2 separate regions of the Homo sapiens genome follow, and region 1 is linked to region 2. A link is an interaction called in ENCODE POLR2A ChIA-PET data of the cell type or tissue named here. Cell type or tissue: MCF 10A. All regions are shown on one strand. Links, peaks and the distances in the headings refer to the core of each region. The heading gives the core; the rest is flanking DNA.

Evidence for each region. Peaks named below come from ENCODE experiments on the same cell type or tissue, not always from the same donor. Only the 100,000 strongest peaks of a DNase experiment are listed, where the experiment ranks them.
Region 1: POLR2A ChIA-PET joins it to region 2 with 11 read pairs; 6 of 35 experiments call an interaction of 5 or more read pairs at or near these places.

Annotation. Positions count from the first base shown.
Region 1 is chr10:50,502,736-50,505,654 of GRCh38, forward strand. All of the region lies in intron 3 of SGMS1 (sphingomyelin synthase 1), which reads right to left. Among named protein-coding and RNA genes, the nearest start is that of SGMS1, 120 kb to the right of the region's middle. In MCF 10A, for the core only: no CTCF peak of the experiment used is centred there; a DNase peak (open chromatin) is centred at 1,476.
Region 2 is chr10:50,416,772-50,419,690 of GRCh38, forward strand. All of the region lies in intron 6 of SGMS1 (sphingomyelin synthase 1), which reads right to left. Among named protein-coding and RNA genes, the nearest start is that of ASAH2, 170 kb to the left of the region's middle. RefSeq lists a silencer at 1,390-1,669. In MCF 10A, for the core only: no CTCF peak of the experiment used is centred there; DNase peaks (open chromatin) are centred at 930 and 1,700.

The DNA of each region.
Region 1 (2,919 bases), core at 292-2,791, 86 kb after region 2:
CCCTCAAGACCTCACAGCCTTTTTCTAAAGGAAGTAAAAATTTGCAACTTTATAAATGTACATCAACTTTTCCATTTTAAAAATAGTCCCCAAAAGTGGACTGATTTGTTACTGGTCAGAAAATGAACGTATCACCCAAAAAAAATTCTCAGCACAGATCCAATCTCTCCCATGATGCAAACAGAAAGAAAGATACAGTTAAGCACAACCCAAAATGTAGTGAAATAAAATATCATATGAAACCATGACCGATACAAAAAATGGCTGCCAGAGAAAATTCCTTAAATCTCCAAAGAATCATTTTCTCCAACCCTACCTAGCATGGGAAGAACCACCTTAACTGAATGTGAGAATCCTTTATTCCTTAAAGACATGTGAACTCTATTTGTAATGTCTACAGAAAGCTCAGCCCTGGGAGTAAAATTTTAGATGTTCATCTTCCCTTGTCACTGATGGGGAAATGATTACTTACTACCTGGGCCAGAGAGGGAAAATGAACTTGCAGGCTTATGTGAAAACAGCAAAATGCTGTTTTTCTAGAAGAGCTGATTAGGAACACGCTAATTGTCCTAAGTGTAGCGGAGTGAGACCTTGCTCCCTAGTTCCTGTCAGGCCTCTGAGCCCAAGCTAAGCCATCATATCCCCTGTGACCCGCATGTACACATCCAGATAGCCGGTTCCTGCCTTAACTGATGACATTATCTTGTGAAATTCCTTCTCCTGGCTCATCCAGGCTCTAAAGCTCCCCTACTGAGCACCTTGTGACCCCCACTCCTGCCTGCCAGAGAACAACCCCCTTTGACTGTAATTTTCCTTTACCTACCCACATCTTATAAAACGGCCCCACCCCTATCTCCCTTCGCTGACTCTCTTTTCGGACTCAGCCCGCCTGCACCCAGGTGAAATAAACAGCCTTGTTGCTCACACACAGCCTGTTTGGTGGTCTCTTCACACGGATATGAGTGAAAGTTCCCAGCTCGTGGAGGAGAGAAGAGCAGTTCTGTGGGTTTGGCCTTAGACGACAAAGGCTAGGGTTCACTGCCCCGTGCAGACACAGTCCACAGGCACTGTCACTCTGACAGCCTGATATCACTAGGGCCTGAGAGACTGGGCAAGACAGAGGGCTGTCAACATATGTTGACCACGTCACTGTCTGCACTTAACAGAGCAGATTATCAAGATCGTAGAAGTTTTGTACAGAGAAAAAATGAAGGCCAGGCTAGCTGAGTGATTTACGCTGACTGACACTATGCAACTTTGTGGCTACACATCCTCTCGTGTTTTATAAGCATGTTCTACCTGCATCGATATGAGAGAGGATTCTGAATGAGATGGCCTACATAAACAGTGCCCATAGCTCCTGTCTGAAAATTGAGACACAGTCTGACAAGTATAAACAGACATCTGGAATTCATCATGCAGGGTACCTGAAACCAGGACAGGCTCAGAAAATGCAGGGTGTGTCATCACCCTACCTACCTCACTAGGCTCCCAGGCCCCTCCCCTGGAGAGCTGATTCAGTAAGTCCGGGTGGTGCCTGAGAATCTATATTTTTAATAAGTGCCCTGAGGAAATTCTTAAGCTTAGGTAAGTTTGGGAAACACTGGATTGGACTAATTATACTTTGTAACACTTAGCTTTCTCAAGATAGTTCCTACCTTTAAATCCCATTTAGCACTGTCATCAGTTATGTTAGCTTATAAATGGTAACAATAAATGAATTTTATTTTATCTTAATCCCCCAAATAACATAATTTTGATAATATCCATTTTAAAGAAAGAAGTTAAGTAATTGTGCAAGCTCATACAGGTAGTAAGTGACAAAAGGCAATTCTCCAGGAAGAAGGATGGGAAGATGGGGTAATAGGGAGGGAGAGGCAGGGATTTAAACAGAGATCTAACTCTAACAGCTATACTTGTAACCACTATATACACAGCCTCCTATACAAACATCAATCCTGTTCATTTTTTTTTTAAAGTAATGGCGGTTGACTTATTTCTAAAAGTCAAAAAGGTTTAGAAAAACATTTCTGAGTTATTATTCCTTTCTGGCTATACAGAGACCCAAAGATCCAAAAATATCTCTTAACAAATTGTTTTTATCGACTGCTGCTCTCAAATTTCCCTTTTGATGAAGTTTTGATCCTAGCCTCCATACCTCTCCCCAGTAGTAAAAAGATACAATAAAAAAGTCAACAGCTTGGCCAAGTGCAGTAGCTCACGCCTGTAACCCCAGTACTTTGGGAGGCCAAGGCAGGAGGCCAGGAATTCGAGACCAGTGCAGGTAACACGGCAAAACCCCATCTCTATAAAAAGAAAAAAATACAAAAATTAGCTGGGTGTGTTGGTGTGTGCCTGTAGTCCCAGCTACTTGGGAGGGTGAGGTGGGAGGATGGCTTGAGCCTGGGAGGTAGAGGCTGAAGTGTGCTATGATTGTGCCACTGCACTCCACCCTGGGCAACAGAGTGAGACCCTGTCTCAAAAATAAATTTAGAAAATTAAATTAAAAAGTCAACAGCTCCTCCCATAGAAACAATCAGAGGAATTACAATAGGTTATAATTTAGCCCCAAAATCTAGTCAATACCAGATAGAGGGGTAGATTTTTATACCAATTTATAACGAACAAAAGTCATATTCAAACATTTTTCTAGCTGCTCTGTTCTATCATGCCTAACACTGAAATTTTTTAAAAGAAGAAAATCCATCTTTTCCATTCTTCCTGCCTTAAAAAAGACCTGATATGTCAAGTGAACAGTACTTCTACACCCTTCTCCTCTCCAGCCTCAGGTTAATTTAAAAAGTCACTCAAGTTTGAAAAGGACACAAAAACTATAACCAAAGGCAAACTCATGATTCTTTCAACAAGTACTTATTGAGGGCTTCTAATATGCCAGGCACTGTTCTAGGTGCTATAGAT
Region 2 (2,919 bases), core at 250-2,749:
AACAAATTATTTTAATTATTCCATTTAGAAGTGGTTTCTTTCTAGGGAAGTTTCCTTTATAGAACTAAAAAAAAAAAAAAAAAAAAAGCCAGCTGCGAAGAATTTTCTTTCTCTCGCTAAAAAAAGCCAGCTGCAAAGAATTTTCTTCCTCTCTCCATGACAGTCTATCTTTTAACCTCATCACAGTCTCTATCTTCATAAATGCATGTGTAATGATGCTATTCGTGACTTGCTCATTCATATTCATAACTTCATAATTCAGTTTACAAGTCTTCCCACCATCCTTTATGTTACTGGGACGTCTTTAACCTGTCTTTCCTGTACGCAGTCAGTGTTTCTGATCATGATAACTTCCCTGTTGCATTGTGTATATCCTCAGTCGTCACAGGATTCCACTTTCCCTGTCCCCTACTTCCCCAAACTCTTGCAAGAAAATAAGTTACTTGGCATCATACAACTGCACTAATTTCTTATGTAGAAAAGCGGGTTTTTTAAGTGGCTCACTGGACTTATTTCTACATAAATTTAAAAGCGGTAACTCAATTGGATAAAAATGTTATGATAAATATTTGTAGCATTCAGGGTAACAGAATTTAGGTCTCCAGATTTCCTATTTTGGTATAACTACACAAAACAAACACAAAAATAAAATAAAATAAAATAAAATAAAATAAAATAAATGTCATGCATTCTTCTCCATGTATTTATTGACAAATTCCACAAGAGCGATTACCTGGCCACACTAAATAGAAAGCACAGTTATGGAGTAAACACACTCAGTCCAAAACACAGGGGCACGTGCATCCTTGTGGCACTTAGTACCAAGCTCATTCACAAGCCAGCTTCCAACCAACCAAAGGAGTTGCCAAAAGGGCTGTTTCGTACAGGGACTGGAGTTTGAGAAAGTGAGTACTTCCCCAAAACTTAATAACCAATCTGTAGACACAATCCCGTTCTCTCAAAAACTGCCATTAGGAAGACTTGATAACCCCAAACAGAAACCACCCCCTACCCTTGGTTCTCATGCCACGGCAGTTAGCATCACGCAATATAAAGAGCATTTGTTGACTGATCCTACCCATATCCTGACCCACTGCTTCAGCAACTGCACTGAACCTTCTCAGGTGTAAATAGCTAGTGCCTATTTGATCATTAAAGCAGGATGCAGGAAAAATAAAGATTTCCCTTTACTTCGCCGTAGTAGAATTGGCACTGATTGCGGTATTTTAATCGGTTCACACCGTCTGTTAGTGTATTCTAATGAACCACAGCATCTCCGGAGCAACACTTACGGTCTCTCGTCCCCGGAGGCAGTGTCTCCTGGAAAGTTCCTGGGGCACCAAGTTTGCGCGCGGCTCCTCGCGCTCAGGGTGCGCGCAGCCAGCCCTGGCGCGGGCGGAAAGGCGAGCGCGCTGAGCGGCGCGCAGACCCCGGGCGCGGCTCTTGCTGGGCGCCCGCGCCTTGATCGGTCCCGGCGGTCCCGTTCCCCTGCTTGCCGGGCCCTGGTGCTAGGACAGCGGCGCTGCGGAGCCCGGCGTCTGGAGCTGGCGGGCGGCCGGATGCGCCGATCCTCTCCCGGGGGGTCAACTGCGAGCTAGACGCCCAGCCGGACCTCAGAGGCTCCAAGAGCGGGGTTGGCGGGTGTGGCCCGGCAGCAGAGGGTTTTTGGAATGCAGGGTGTGGCCCTCTACCACGGCAAAAAAGAAATGAGTCAGCCCGTTCAGTCCTAACCAATAAGCATGTTCAGTGTCGGTTAAGGCGGAACTTTCCTTTCTTGATTTATACCAAGCTTAGAAGCCTTTCACAGCCTTTTCTTTACGCCTTTGACAACTTCGACACAACTTCTAGAAAAGGGTAGGTTGCCTTTGAAAACGCTTGGGAAACAAGGATTAATCTTACGAAAGATACTTCAGTGGATGTACATTAGTTTCGATTAGTAAAAGTTTTTGAGTTAGGCAGAGATACTGGGTGCAAAGAGGTGGGACCTGGTATCAAAGCAGATTTGGATCAGACCTCTGACACTGTGTGGCCTTGAGTAAGTTAATTATCATCAATGAGGGGGCTAAAATGCCCACCTAACAGTTTACAGATTACAACAGTCCCCCCATATGCAGTTTCTCTTTCTGCTGTGTCCGTTACCCCGCCCCTTCAGTTGCAGTCTGAAAATATTAAATGGAAAATTCTAGAAATAAGCAATGCATAAATTTTAAATTTCATGTCATTCTGAGATTGTTAAAATTGTTATATTTTATTATTAGTTACTGTTAATCTCTTACTGTGCCTAATTTATAAGTTAAACTTCACCATAGGTATGTATAGGAAAAATCATAGTATATATAGGGTTCAGGACCATCGAGATTTCAGGCATCCACTGGGGGCTTTGGAACATACATACCATCTGAAGATAAGGGGGGAACTACTGATTATGTAACAATGCATGCAAAGCATTTACCACAGTGCTGGACAAAGAGTAGGCACTCAAAAAATGCTGTCTTGTCCCTCTGAGTCCTGAATCCGAATCTCCAAAATTGTAAACAAACTGGCTCGTAATTTTCAAAAATTCTTTCCTATGTTAAATATCTAAAGAATTTTAGAGCTGAAATAGTTCTCTGGTATTCCCTGGTCTGAGTCCCTCATTTAAGTGGTGAGAAACTTAAGAAGCTTTAGGTTCAGGATTCTTGAATTTGGTATTCTTACTATACAATAGAAAGTTTATTGGTAGCAAATAGGCTTAAAATTGGAATGATTTCATTTAGGTCACAGGTGAACCTACTTTTAAAAAAGTAAGAGTGATTTGTGGAAATATTCCATCTGAGTCACTGTGCCCTAAACATTATTTTGTAATAAAAATACTTAAAAGAAACTTTATTTGGGAATTGGCAAATTACAGGGGGCTGCAGAAGTGCTAATTCCTGAGGT